Regions from separate parts of the Homo sapiens genome. Here region 2 is linked to region 1. Evidence: chromatin contacts called from ENCODE Hi-C or POLR2A ChIA-PET data. All regions are on one chromosome and are shown on one strand. The core of a region is the stretch at or near the end of the contact, and the rest is flanking DNA. Distances in the headings are between cores, read along the strand shown.

Region 1 (7,002 bases), core at 3,471-5,970:
AATAAAATTATATAAATCCATTTTACAGATAACTATGTGTATTGTCTGGTTACTGAAGTGTTGGCATGCAGGTAGCATGTGCTAGCACAAAGTGTTTGTTCACTAGCTGAACTGTGCATAAGAAAGGTAGTGTCAGGGTGCCAATATATAAAGTAGATAAAGTGAGTTAAATGAAAGGGGAACAAATGAAAATTGAAGACTACCTGTATTTACTGTTGTTGGCATAAAAGATTGACCCTAAGCATCAAGAAAACTTTTCTTAAAAAGCGGACCACAAAATATAAATTAAAACCACAATAAGACAGCATCTCACTCCAGTCAGAATGGCTTTTGTTAAAAAGTCAAAAAATAGCAGATGTTGGGAAGGCTGCATAGAAAAGTGGACACTGATACACTGTTTGTGGGAATGTAAATTCCTCCAGCTACTGTGGAGAGTAGTTAGGAGATTTGTCAAAAAACTAAGAATTGAACTACCATTCCACCCAGCAATCCCATTACTGAGTATATACCCAAAGGAAAATAAATTGCTCTACCAAAAGGACACATGCACCCATATATTCATCATAGCACTATTCACAATAGCAAAAACATGGAATCAACCCATGTGCCCATCAGTGATGGACTGGATAAAGGGAATGTGGTACATATACACCATGGAATACTATGCAGCCATAAAAAGGAAGAAAATCATGTCCTTTGCAGCAAGGTGGATGCAGCTGGAGTGATTACCCTAAGGGAACTAATGCAAAAACAGAAATCCAAGTACCGCATGTTCTCAGTTATAAGTGGGAGCTAAACATTGGGTTCCCATGGACATAAAGATGGGAAAAATAGACATAGGGCTTACTAGAGTGGAGGTGGGTGTGGGACAAGGACTGAAAAACTACCTATCTGGTACTGTGCTCACTACCTGGGTGACAGTCATATCCTAAACCTCAGCATCACGTAATATACCTTTGTAACAAACCTGCACATGTACTCCCTGATTCTAAAATACAACTTTTAAAAAAATGAAAAAAAAAGAGAGAGGGAAACAAAAAAGGACCATACTTTCGTTAGAAATTCACAGAGCTAAGGTTTTCTGAGACTGATAAGATTACCGAGTTAAAAGTAAGAGAGAGGCTGAATGTGTGTTTGATAGGGAGGCAGCAAGTTTGTGTGGTGAGTGATGGTGAGGTGTTGGCACAAAAGTCACCATGCATGCATGTGATCAGAATAAATATTGATTGACTAGGAAGTCTTGTTAAATACACATTATGTATTTAACAAGGAGGCACTGACTGGGTGATGACTTTGATATCAGTGTGGCATGAGCCACCATATGTAGAGAACATGAAACTAGATAGGAATTATTAAAAAAAAAAAAAAGAGTAAAAAACAAGTATTTACTAGTATGTGTCTAGCACTAGGCTAATTGTTTCTCAAAATTTTTCTTATTTAATGCATCTTATGATCTTTCTTTTATAGTTGAAGAAAATTGAAAAGAAAAACTATAAGGAAATCACCGTGAACCAATTCCAGTGCTCATTCATTTATTCATTAAATGTTTTTTGAGCATTTTCATTATTTGCATATGAGCTAAGGGCTAGGTATAGAAACGTGAATTAGGGTCCTTACCATCAAGGACCTCAGTCAGATTCAGGAAGAAGTAAAGGGTTGAAATACAGTATGAGATACAGTTATACAAGGGGGTATGAATGAGTGTTAAGGGAGAAGAGAAGAGGGGCCTAGCATTAATGAGCTGGGAAAGGCTTCCCATAAGAAATGAACTTTGAGCCAAGCCTGGAAGGAACCACAGGAAACAGCCAGATGAAGAAATGAGAAGAGCATTCCAGGCCAATAGGATGGAATTGGAGACAAGGAGAGAAACAGGGAAGATGGAGAAAGACTGGCTCCTCTGACAGCTGGAAGCAGCTGGTAACGCTGAAGAATAAAGGCAGATCATCACAAGACAGGAAGGAGTCAGAAACCTGGAAATCAATGACATGTTAAGGAATTTCCATTTTAATCTGAAAGTTAAATCTGAAAGAGAACCATTGAATATGCCTAAAGGAGAACAGTGAATTTGAAATCGCTCGTGAAGTTTGCCTTGGCATGCATAGGAGGAGAATGAAGCAGTTGATGAGAAGACCAGCAAGGAGTTGTTTCAATGAACCAAGGCAGTGAAGAAATAACATGCGTTCCATCTACACATCTTAACCCTTGGGATAACTGAATAATTAGCTGCCCACATCACAAAATCGTAGTATAATTGTGCATTTCACATCATCAGCAAATGGTGGTAACGAGTGATGCCGGCTATATCCCAAAGGTGGCGCTGTAACCTAAAAGCACGGAGCCCAGGAAATGCCCTGCAAACTCTAAGGGTCTCTCTGTAGGACTATGTGCTGAAGGAGCTGACTCAGACATAGTCCTCCACCTCAAGAAAAATATGCCTTCTACATTTATAAGGAATAGAAATAAAATGAAAAGAAAAACTCAGTGTTAAGATGTCAAGGTTTTTTTTTTTTTTTTGCTCTTAGTGCAGGATGATTATTTTCCCAGTATAAAATTAACATGTGCTCATTGTAGAAAATTTAGAAAATGTAAAAATATAAAAGAAAATGAAAATAATTTCCCATTACCCAGAGACAACAACTAACACCATGATAATTCTCCTCGACTAATGCTAACACAGCTCTACCCTTCAACTGATAGGTAAGGCCTAGAAACCCAAATCTGTGACTGAAATTTAGTCTTTCTCTAATACCCATATTCATTGCATACATTATTTTTTTAGTTGAGATTATCCTATATAAAAGCCTGTACCTGCATTTTACGCTTAATATTCTTCATAAAATAATTAAAGAGATATTTCATCCCATGAAATGACACTGAGGTTTCCTCTACTCCTTTAATATTATAAGTGATTGTGTGATTAATATCTTTGTGCATAGAGCTTAACATGCACTTTACATTATTTCCATTAGAATTGAAGTTTTGGGGTCAATGACTATGCACATGTTTTAAAATCTGTATATTACAACACACTGTTAACAAGACAGTCCTTGATGTTAGTGAAGACACCTTATACACCAAAGTACAATAATCATAGCTATAAATTTTTTTATATCTCTGGAGTTCTAGTTTTCCTCCCAGTTCTGAGTCTGTGAGTCCAATAGATATCATTATGAAACTTACATTTGTTTATAAGGATGCCAGCATTATAAAGGCATATTTAAATAGATAACCTCTGCTATCAGGGGTTAGGTTGTGCCAGTTGTTTTTGATGGCCATAAAACTTACTTGGTTTTTGGACTGAAGACAATATAGGCTTTGCTATCTACAATGTGTCCAGCCCCTATCTATATATAGTATAGTCCTAGAACCAAAGTTATAGGACATAATTTTCTAAGAAAGAACCATATTACATCTAACAATTTGAACACTGAAGAACTCTCTCCTCCAAGAAAATAGGCATGAGAAGGCCTGAACCACAATGCCACAACAGAATCTCCCAGGTATTACCTGTGGGCTGATTGATAGAACTCGGAAGACAGCTATCAATAAGTATCCTTAGATTTAAATACACGTTTTAGAGGAAAAAAATATTCCCAGCTTAGTCCTTCAGTGCAAATGAGAACAAGAAAAAAAGAAAAATATATATATTCCCAGCAAAGAGGACATGATCTGACATGATAATGGTGGATCTTATCCTGAGATGGCACTTATTACTTATCTTCATTCCTAATTTCAAACAACTGAAGATTTTTACACTGTCCAGAATACATTACACTATGACTAATCTTTCACAATTTGTGGATTTCATGTACTAGCCTGCTCCTTGTTATTTTCTATTTCCATAGTTTCTATTTCCACCCCTCTCTTTGCCTCCCTTAATTTAGGGAATGTATATGCTCTGCCTCACCTGCACTGTGATGTTGGCAAGAAAGAAGGTACTGTGACAACTGACATTTTAACTCAGATAAAATGTCTTGTTTTATCCCTTGGACAGGATGGAAGACCTGGACATGTGAGGGAACATTCCGTTTATATAGTAATCACTTTCATAACAGTTACAAGCTGGATGCAAACTCCCCCAAACAAATGTCGCAAGCTAATAAGAGTCACTAACTTTTTCTGATGGCTGTTATCTATTCATACAGCAGCATAATCTTCACAGCATGATTAGAATCCTTTACCAAAGACTCAGAATGCCTCCACCAACTACTGAAATCTAGTAGTACTTGAGGACCAAGCCACAGAGCAAGCGCTAAAAAAAAAGTTAACTAGAACCTTACCACTTTTTCACGCACCCCAATTTCATAAAATGTATCAGTAAAAAAAAACAATTATCTAAAGAAAAAAAAAGTAAAGAAAAATTATTTATCACATAGGTAACTTGGTGTCAACTAGGTAACTGATCTATTTTAATTTAGGAAGTTAGTGTCTTCCTTCCTCAATTTTCAGATTTTCTGAGGGGAGGCTCAAAAGGCTCGAGAGGCTCTCTACAAGGAGAAAGCAAGCCAGAGAATCTGAAAAAGTGAGCAATTCGCTAGCAGAATAAGACAGAACAGTACACCTACCCTCTATTAACTCCAGCCTCTCCCAGTCTCTCTCCAAGGCATCAGCTCTTTTCTGCCCTGCATCACAGGCTACCTCCAAAAACAAAGTCCAGAGCATCAGTACGGCACTGGGCTTCCCCGATTCCTCCCTCCACACTCTTCTCTCCCCTAAAGGGCAAAAGGAGGGGATAAAGAGAAAAGACCACAGATAATCTCACTGGCTTGGGAATTATGGTTTCCGTGGAATAAAAAGGAGTGTTCTTTCTCTGAAGATGAGGGTGTGTTCATTTCACTGCATGTTTTGGCAAAGTACTTGTCAAGCATCCTTAGCTAAGACAGAAAAGCATGTAGCTTAACAAGAAAAAAGGCTGAGAAATGAAATCTGAAGTTGAAACCACTAAGCTCCATGACAGGCAGACAGATTAGCAGTGACTACTTGAAAGAGAAAACATCCATCAATTTGCCAACAAGAAAATCTGGTCAAAATAAGGAAATGCTTTCTCGTGAGTCCTGAAATTTGAAACAATTGGTGACTCTAAGGGTTGGGTGCGTGATTAATAGCAACCATACCTCCTGAATTTTCAGGGCAGGTTCATAATTATTATCACCACCCCTCTCAGGCTTAACTTAAAATCATCTACCTGTTGTCCTCTTATGTATACATTCTTGTTACATTAAATTGAGTTTTAGAAAATACAATCACCGTAATGGGCATTCATTAAATATTTGTCAATTTTGCATAACCAATCAGTCATGTATAATCCTTCACAGCATGAATCGAATTAGTTCCTTTCTTTCTATGCCTGTTGGCACACCCTGATCCAAAATTATACCATTATCTCATCTATCTCTATGTCTCTAGGTCAGACTGTGCTCAGTACATGTTAGGCACTAATACATGCCTATAAAATGAATATTTGTTGAGTTATCCTTCTTCAGTCACTTCTTAACACTTTTACCAAAATCATCTCTTCTATTAGCTGTAGATTATGGGAAAAAATCTATCTTTTAAAAAAAGAAATTATAAAGAGATATGTTTTTAACCTTTCAGGGGTAAAATATTAGATGCTTCAGCTTCTTGCAAACAAGGCTTGCAGCTTTGCATGACTGGATTGAGAATTCTATTCATATTTGGGTCCAATTCTTGCATAAGACACATAAAATCTGTTCTCATTTCTTTTCTTATTTATAAAATTAAAGAATTTGACCAAATCTGTGTTTTTCAAACTGTTAGTCACACCTCCAATGATGGGTCATAAAGTCAATTTAGTATGCCTATCTAGACATTTTTAATGAAATTAAATAAAATATTTAAAAATCAGAATACATCACACAAAGTAAGAGTAAGTATTGCCTTAAAAAATTTGTTTCGTTTCTGTACATGTGTCTGTGTATGTGTGTGTGTACTGGTTGGTGGCATAACTATGTTTTTGACCATGAGTTGTGGTTAAAAGAAATTTGAAAGCCACTAGACTAGTTCATTTTAAGTTTCCTCAGGCTCTCAAATGCTTGAATTCTATGAGTAAGTTGAGAGAGATATAGGAAGGGTTTTAGTGCTAGGAAGAGGGAAACTAGAGCAATAGACACAAGGCAGTATCCCCTGGAGCAGAAAAAATGCTGTGCATGTGAGAGATACCATCAGTACACTCCATATTATTCACATCACAGGAAGATAAGCACTGGGTAGGTCCTTTCTACAGAACACCTCTTCCGGAAAAGCACTGGGAAAATAAGAAAGTCATTAAATCCCTAGATTGCAAGAGAAGAATTTGTAAAAATGAGTACTCAATGATCCTCACCTACTCTAGGCCCATTGTAATCGTTACTAAGGAGAGGCAGTTTATCTACATAGAAAGAAGGCTGTGGTTGTAGGTGCATTATATTTCTTCATTCATTTAAATGAAGCCTAGAAAACCCCACTTTTGACTGTCTTTGCTTTGATCTTCAACTTTTGAAATATAAAACTAGACCGCATCTTGTAGATGTTGATACATGTGCCCCTTATCTACTAGCACTTTGTCCTCAACACTGGCAGGCCATGCAAGGGTAGACCAGTCCCTTATCCCTCTGGACTTCATGGTCATCACCTTCAAAAAGTGAGTTTCTTGGGCAACATAATCTCTGGGTGTTAAATTGCCCAGTTGTCACCTATTCCTATTTAGCAAGATAATCCCTGTTGGATAAAATATCTTTCCTAAATGAGAGGGACCTGAGGATTCCAGGCATTTTGTTCAAGAAGAAATCAGTCCTAAAGGATCCTCTTTGTGAGTAAAGCCACAGGTATGCAATACCCAGAATGTTTTGTAGTCAATTGAGAAAACTGGACAAAGCCCCTTGGACAGCAATGAACAATTGTTCCCTGAGGGACAACTTTTCTAAAAGGAACTCCAGAATTCTTTGGGATTTTGTGTTAACCTCACCTCTTTCCCTGTGCTGCCCTTCTTGATGGGCTGAAAGA
Region 2 (7,451 bases), core at 1,221-3,720, 61 kb after region 1:
CTTGAACCCAGGAGGCGGAGGTTGTAGTGAGCCGAGATCATGCCACTGCACTCCAGCCTGGGCAAGAGGGTGAGACTCTGTCTCAAAAAAAAAAAAAAAAAAAATTCCTGAAATTCTAGACACCAGAGACAACATTTTGGTTCTCTTCTCTTATAATATCTGAAAGAATGCTTTGACTCTCCAGTTCCCTGGGTGTATATAGATGCCAAAATTAATTAAATTATTATTTATCATGTTATGGGGTTTTCAATTACTTTTGCTACGGAAGTAAAGTTACTAGATAGAAGTAATTTGCCATTCACAGTATCTAACCTGGGATTCAAGAATAACAATATTGTAATTGTAGTCAGCACAGTTCATGAAGTGTGTCCTCCAAAGTAGATGACATTCACAAGCTCACGCCCTCAGACGGAGAAGCCCTGTGATCAAGGCTAAGGCTCCCATCTCCTTCCCTGTTGGAACCCATGTTTTTCCTCAACCTGAGAAGAATAGCAGAACACAAGTGGGTAAGTTCGTTATTGAATAGCCTTAAATGCGCTCCAATCATTTTAACAAAGGAAATCCTTCACAAATTTCAGAATGTTATTAACAAATTAGTACGTTGACTGAAATTTTCAAGCCACCACCAAAAAGACTAATTTGTAAAGTAAATTAAAATAAATAATTTAATTACTTTAAATTCTTGGGTTTTTTTAGAATGAAAATCATGTACTTTTGAAATTCTGCATCTCTCAACCAAAGTGCTTACAATTATCATTCTAGGTCATTTGGAAAGATTTTTAAACCCACTATTTTACTTCCAGGTTCACTCTCCGAAGCTACTGCATTGTTTCTATTTCACTTTTTCATTGCACATAAGACTGTCATTGTCTATCTACGAATGAATAATTGCCAAAAACCAGTTTTGTCTGTTTTTTCTGTCTTCTGAGGGGTTTTTAAAATTTATTTATTTCTGTGTATCTCCCTAAGCTCATTAGTCACAATGGGTCAGTGTGATGGTTTCCCTCTGAAACTCAGTAAGTACTGCTGTGCCTGCCCTAAAAGCCTGCAAGCCCTGTCATGCTGGTGATGGATTCCAGTCCAGGACTGCTGTTAGCAACCAAGGACTCCCCTGCTCTCTTTCTTTGCTATTTCCCTTATCTTTCCAAGAACTTCCATAAACAAAACTTAGGGTGAAACCGAAATGATAGATTTGTCATGAGTAGATAAAATTAACTTTCCCCAGTGTTGCACTCCTGTAGTGAATGCACATTTTGTTCATTTCCAGGGAGAAGGAGGATTTTTCATGTTGTTGATGCTTTCTTCCTTGGTTCCCCCTGCAAGGAAGGGAGCCTTAAAGCAGAGGAAGAACAGCCGTGTTCTCCACTGGCGTCTGAACTCCTCCACTTCACCCTGTCCCGGCAGTCTTAGCAATGCCCGCCCTTGACGAAATTGTGAGGTAGAGCAATTTTATCCACAGCGAGCCAGGCCCCCCATCACACCCCCACCCCAGTCTGGTGACAGTCCCTCATGTCCTTCCAGGAATCCAATGTTCTCTTCCCCTTTTCCCCTTTACCCTCATTTTACACTCTCTCTCTCTCAATTCCAAAATAACCTTGAAAATTTCTTCACTTATTCATGTATTTACACATTCAGCTGGGATTTACCGAAAGCCTACATTGGGCCAGGCACTGTTTTATTTGCAGGATACACGGCAGTTCACAGAGAAAAATCCCAGCCCTCACAAAGTTTACATCCTAGGGAATGGCAACAGATAAGAAATAAGTTAAAACACAGTCTTTTAGGTTACAATGTACCAAGAAGAAAAATACAGAAGAGAAAAAGAGGATGGGGAGCTCTGGGCACGGGGGGCGGGGGGAGGGTAATTACAATTTTAAAATCACTGGTCAGGGAATGTCCTTACTGAGAAGGTAACATTTGAGGGGAGAAAAGTGAAGAGTGACGGAAAAGACCTTGTACATTTCTGGAGCAGAAACTTCCAGGGAAAAGGAACCGCAAGTGCAAGGCTCCGAGGTGGGGCATGCCTGGTGAACCTGTGGCACTAGACTAAGATGTAAATAACTGACAGTGGATCAACATTCTGCCCTCCCAGTAATATGCACTCCAAGGAAGCCTTCTGCTGAAGGAATGCCGACATTAATCAGTGAATGCGAGAGGCCTTCTGTTGGGGCCTCCAGGCCTTGCTGGGGTTTCCCAGGCAGTTGCCTGTTTCATAATTGCCTCAATCCAGCATTATTATATTCTGATCACATTTTTAAACTACTGTGACTTAGTTCAAAAAAGATTGCATGAGATGTGTTCAACACCCTACTGATTCCCAAGAATAGACCATTTTGTTTCCTCTACTGCACCAAATGCTATTTTGCAACTGTCACTGTCTTTCCCTAATTCTCCTCTGCCTCATGAACAATGTTAACAATTTCCTTAAAACAGCTTGGCTCAGAGACTTTGCATCCAAAGCAGTCAGTCCATGTATACTGACTCACAAGGAGGAACATGTGGGGAAAGCTCAGTGAGACACTGTGACTCACGGCACTGGGACTCTCACTCTTTCGGGATGTTGACGTCTGAGGCTGTGATCTCAGGGCTGCCTATTTTTGCTCCCCCAGAATGAGGGGACTGTTCATTAAGGACGTGCTGGCTTCTCTGTGCTAGACAACAGGGCTTGGAGTCTGCTGGGCTTTATTATCCTGTGAGTTCTAACTGGGAAAGTCAACATAACTCTTCCCGCTCTCTTATTAGAGGCCTCCTCCACCCCCACGTTGGCCAGCGCTCCTCTCTCACCACCTAAGGCAGAAGCGTCTCTTGGTCCATCTAACTGGAGAGTCCATAAGAAATTCAAGATCCTGACTCCAAATGTTGGTGCTGTCATCCATGCCTTGACTTCCATGGAATAGGACCATGGGTCTTTCTCCAGGATTGAGGGGAAGGACGATCCTCTCCCATTTCTCCATGGCCAATGTAACAAACTGTCTATTCTCAACTGGGCCCTGAGCTCCTCCAGCTTCATTCACCCTGTCTGTCTTCCTCCTGACCACACTCAATTCCAGGAGTATCCTGGATACTTACACCTCTTTTTTTTCTTTTCTTTTGATAAAGATTTTTTTATAGAATGGAAAGTTACAGTTTCTAACCTAAACCTTTTCCTCTGAAACTTAAACATGTTTCTGCTTAAAGAAGCAATAGGAATATATTCCTTATAGAAACGATTTTTAGGACTTTTACATTCTTTTTCTGATACTGTCACTTTATTCTTTTTTTTGAGACGGAGTTTCACTCTTGTTGCCCAGGCTGGAGTGCACTGGCACCACCTCGGCTCACTGCAACCTTCACCTCCCAGGTTCAAGCGATTCTCCTGCCTCAGCCTCCCAAGTAGCTGGGATTACAGACATGCTCCGTCACGCTCAGCTAATTTTTTGTATTTAGTAGAGATGGGGTTTCACCACGTTGGTTGGGCTGGTCTTGAACTCCTGACCTCAGGTGATTCACCACCTAGGCCTCCCAAAGTGCTGGGATTACAGGCTTGAGCCACTGCACCTGACCACTTTATTCTTTACTAGGTTAAATATTCCCAGCACCTTCAGCCTTTTGTTATAGATCTTGTTTATCATCTTTGTATGTGTGATATTGTCCTCAGTGCCTAGTTCAGTTCTCTTTATAGATGTTTTACATAGATATTTCCATAAGATGTCATCAATCTGGACCTAGAAAAACATCAAAATAATAGTTGATCTTTCCTGGATACTTACACCTCTTAACTGTCATCTGGGTCACTCTACAACCCTGACTTACACCTACCAGCTGCCATCCTTATTCTGCTCTGGGCTGCAGTGTTGTTAGGGAAAACATACGTACACAAACTGACATGTGCGTGTATGTGTGCAAATGCATGTACACATACATACCACAGACCAACAGTTTCTTACCAGAACCTCTGCTAATTCACCCACAGTGGATATTCCAAACACTTTTCCTTATAATACTCCTTTTTCACTTAGAATTAATCCCTTCCAGTGTGTGGGCTTATTTCAACAAGTCTTAATTGATCATCTGATATGTGCTGGATGCTGAGGGTTGGGCTCACTGTGAATATCATATGGCCTCTGCTCCCAAAGAAGGAACAGCTTTGAGAAAAAGAAATGGGTGGAAGAGTAGACATGGATGAAATAACCATAAACTATAATGTGATTGCTGCTATGCAGGTTGTGTGAGTCATCTGGGATAGAGCCACAGAGTACTGAAGGAGAGGTAAGTAACTGGATATGGAGAGGATGGAAAAAGGAATAGAGGATGCCACTCAGGTCCTAAAGTGAGTGGCCAAGTTCGCAAGGCTGCCATTGACTGAGTGGGGCATATGAGAAAGCAGCAAGCTTGCACTGGAGAGAAAGTAAAGAGAGGAGATATTAATCTGTTCTCATGCTGCTAATAAAGACAAACCTGAGACTGGGTAATTTATAAAGGAAAGAGGTTTAGTAGACTCACAGTTCTACATGGCTGGGGAGGCCTCACAATCATGGCAAAAGAGAAGCAGAGGCATGTCTTACATGGAGGGAGACAAGAGAGAATGACAGCCAAGCAAAAGAGGAAACCCATTATAAAACCATCAGATCTCGTGAGACTTATTCACTACCATGAGAACAGTATGGGGGACACTGCCCCCATGATTCAATTATCTCCCACCAGGTCCCTCCCACAAAACGTGGGAATTATGGGAGCTAAAATTCAAGATGAGATTTAGGTGGGGGACACAGCGAAACCATATCAGAGGGAAAGCTTTTTTGTCAATATGCTGAGTTTGATATCCCTACAAAATTATTATGGAAGTGTGAGGTTCCCATGAAATATCCAAATAGTGAGGTCCCATGATTTGAGCTTGAGAAAGAAAGCTAAGTTTACACAATGAAAGTGACCACAGAATCATACCTGCTACTAAGTAAGAAGAAAAGAAGCAAAGTTTGGAACTCAGAAGACACACACATTTTACAAGTAGCAGAGGGCAAGAAAGGGATTGAGAAAGAACAGCCAGTGAGATGGGAACAAAATAAGGTGACTATTTCTGCTGCCCAAATCTATTTGCAATGCAGTTGTCCTTTCTCATTTCAAATGACTTGCTAGGCTTTTCTAATTGGATTTTGTTCTAATGTCTCAAATTCAACATGTTTTTACCAAAAGGAAAGTTTTTACTTCTGATTCCCTGTTTGTGTCAACATGATGAAAAGAAAGCTTTTTTCACAGCTAAAGCGAAAGCCCCTGACTCTTCATCAACAGTGTCTATGCTTTGAGTCACTCTGCCCTGGCAGGTTCAACACCTGGTTCACAATTACTCATCCTTTAAGAATCACTTCAGCAAACTTCCTCCAAGAAGCCTTTTCTAACCCCATAGTCCAAAGTGTGAGGTGGGAAACCTTCATTGTTCATATACTGCATGTGTAGTTCTACCACAGTGGTTATATTATTTTATTTTATAAGTAATTATAGTTATATTATTTTATAAGCACCTATTCTTGTTTCTTTCGATACAGGAAAACATTTAATTTTGCATTTCTAGTAAAATGAAAATTAAATGTTTGTTGAACAGGGACAAGGTAAATATTGAATAAACTAGTAGAACTAAACCAAAAAACAGATTCCTCCTCATATTTCCCTTCTCAGATTACCTGGGAGTATTTCACATTTTGTCCTGTGTCCATATGCCCTTTGCTAATCAACATTCTATGAGTAATCCTCCTGACCATGATAACCTTTTTTTATAACAGCTACACAACTCTATGATTTGTTTATAAAGCATTTTAAAAGGATAGCAACCAGATTTAGCTCTCACCTGTGAAACATTAATTCTAATACATATACTCATGAGATTTTCACTGGAATTAAGTGGTCAGCCACTTATCAGACCTTTAGCAAAGAACTGTCCATTTTTAAAATAATATTTAATGCTAGGATGTGTTGGCAGTAAGGAGCAGTGTTAGTAGAAAAGAGATATATTAATTTTCATTGATCTTTCTGAAACCCTTTAAAGTATTTTTGGTTTTAGATCATATTAAAGGGGTGATTTTAATGAGCTAATCACTTGAAGATTATTCTTATCTGTGTATGTGTGTGAAGCAAAGTATTCTGGAAAACATAAATTCAGGTAGATATTTTGAATATATCTAGATGTTAAAGGTAATTATTATCCACACAAAATATGTTTTGAACTAATCCATTCTAAATGTCTTAAGAAAAGTACATTTACCGTAATGTTCAACTAACTTGGGGGAGGAAAACATGAAAGTTAAAATTTTCACATCCTGTTAAGACTTCAATTTATTTTAAACAAATCCTTAGTCCTTTGTTGGTAATGGCTACATTTATTTTTGTGCACAGAGATGTATGAAACAGATTTACTCTAACCCCAGCATAAAGAAGTTAGGAGCCAGAGAGTTAGCTGTGAAACATCTGATTCTCAAGAAGTTCCTTCACCTCTCTGAGTCATAAGTTTTAGAATTTTTAAAGTAGAACTAATTCAGGAGTGACATGCTATGGCACTGGATGACATATTGGCACCTTCTCTCAAAGTCCTGGGGAAAATGTCTTATAGAAGGAATACTACCTTGAAACTAACTTTGATAGCCTTCAGGGGAGGTTGAATAATACAACAGAAATAAAGTTTGCATTGGCTATTTCTCATTCTGGAAGCTATGATTATCTTCATTGCTGAATAGAAACCAAAGACTTAATAATGAGGCATAAATACTTCTCTATAGGACTCAATTGCAAGGGCACAAATTTAAGGCAGGACTGACACATAGTTTCCTACAATGATTTCTGCAAGTGATTTGGTAAAGCCTCACTTCTTAAATCAGGAGTGCTCCCAGCATGATGGCAAACGAGAAGTATCCCCAAGGTGTGCTAATACCCACATCTAGCTCAAGAGAAAGGAGTGGAAATTAAGACATATTTCCTCCAGATTCAATGATGTAAAAAAGTTTACTGAGAGTATCCCATAGTACAGAGCACAGTTTGGGGCACTTCTGAGCACATTAATGAGCTAAGTCCTCAACTAATTCAGCCACCGTCACTTAAGTAACTGCATGAGAAAATCCACTCAGCAGCTAAGCCCCAAACATATGGAGAATGTGCTTCTCTCAGCTCAAATAGGCAGTGGTCCTTGGGGAACTGAGAAGAAAGAGTGTAATGAGGAGGTGGTGACTGTACTGGATCTTGAAGATTGGCACTTGGGAGAGAAGGGTGAGAGATGCTACCAGAGGGAGAGGGGGCATTTTGGACCACAGAAGGAACTCTACTATTTGAGCCAAATTTAATACCAAACCTCTCTTTCTAGTCTCCAAATAACCCTTTATGCTTATATAGGTGTGGAAAAAAAGTTAGATATTACATTTGAACTCAATTGAACATGGACACAAACAACGGTCACCAAGTCCCAGAACAGGTCATGTGAGCCCCTTGAG

Evidence for each region. Hi-C counts contacts between places; a loop is a spot of excess contacts on that map. ChIA-PET counts read pairs that join two places held with the same protein, here RNA polymerase II (POLR2A). Pooled maps may share reads with other maps.
Region 2: a map of right cardiac atrium shows a loop between it and region 1 (2.2-fold over the local background). The contact joins the enhancer-like site here to the promoter of DSG1-AS1 in region 1. A Hi-C loop is called at or near these places in 6 of 168 maps with a recorded cell type or tissue (PC-9, Right ventricle myocardium inferior, colonic mucosa and 2 more), 2 of 37 single-sample maps with no recorded cell type and 9 of 50 pooled maps. POLR2A ChIA-PET finds 5 or more read pairs at or near these places in 4 of 52 experiments (GM12878, MCF 10A, PC-3 and 1 more).

What each region holds. Positions count from the first base shown.
Region 1 is chr18:31,422,268-31,429,269 of GRCh38, forward strand. It overlaps DSG1-AS1 (DSG1 antisense RNA 1), which reads right to left and starts at 4,721. Exons shown (of 4, transcript NR_110788.1): 1 at 4,566-4,721.
Region 2 is chr18:31,485,306-31,492,756 of GRCh38, forward strand. No RefSeq gene overlaps it. Among named protein-coding and RNA genes, the nearest start is that of DSG2, 9.1 kb to the right of the region's middle. RefSeq lists an enhancer at 891-5,038. Within about 2 kb of position 2,471, at least 4 of the 41 ENCODE cell types and tissues checked have a DNase peak (open chromatin) inside an H3K27ac peak, as active enhancers do; they include PC-3 and PC-9, where a contact is called at or near this core.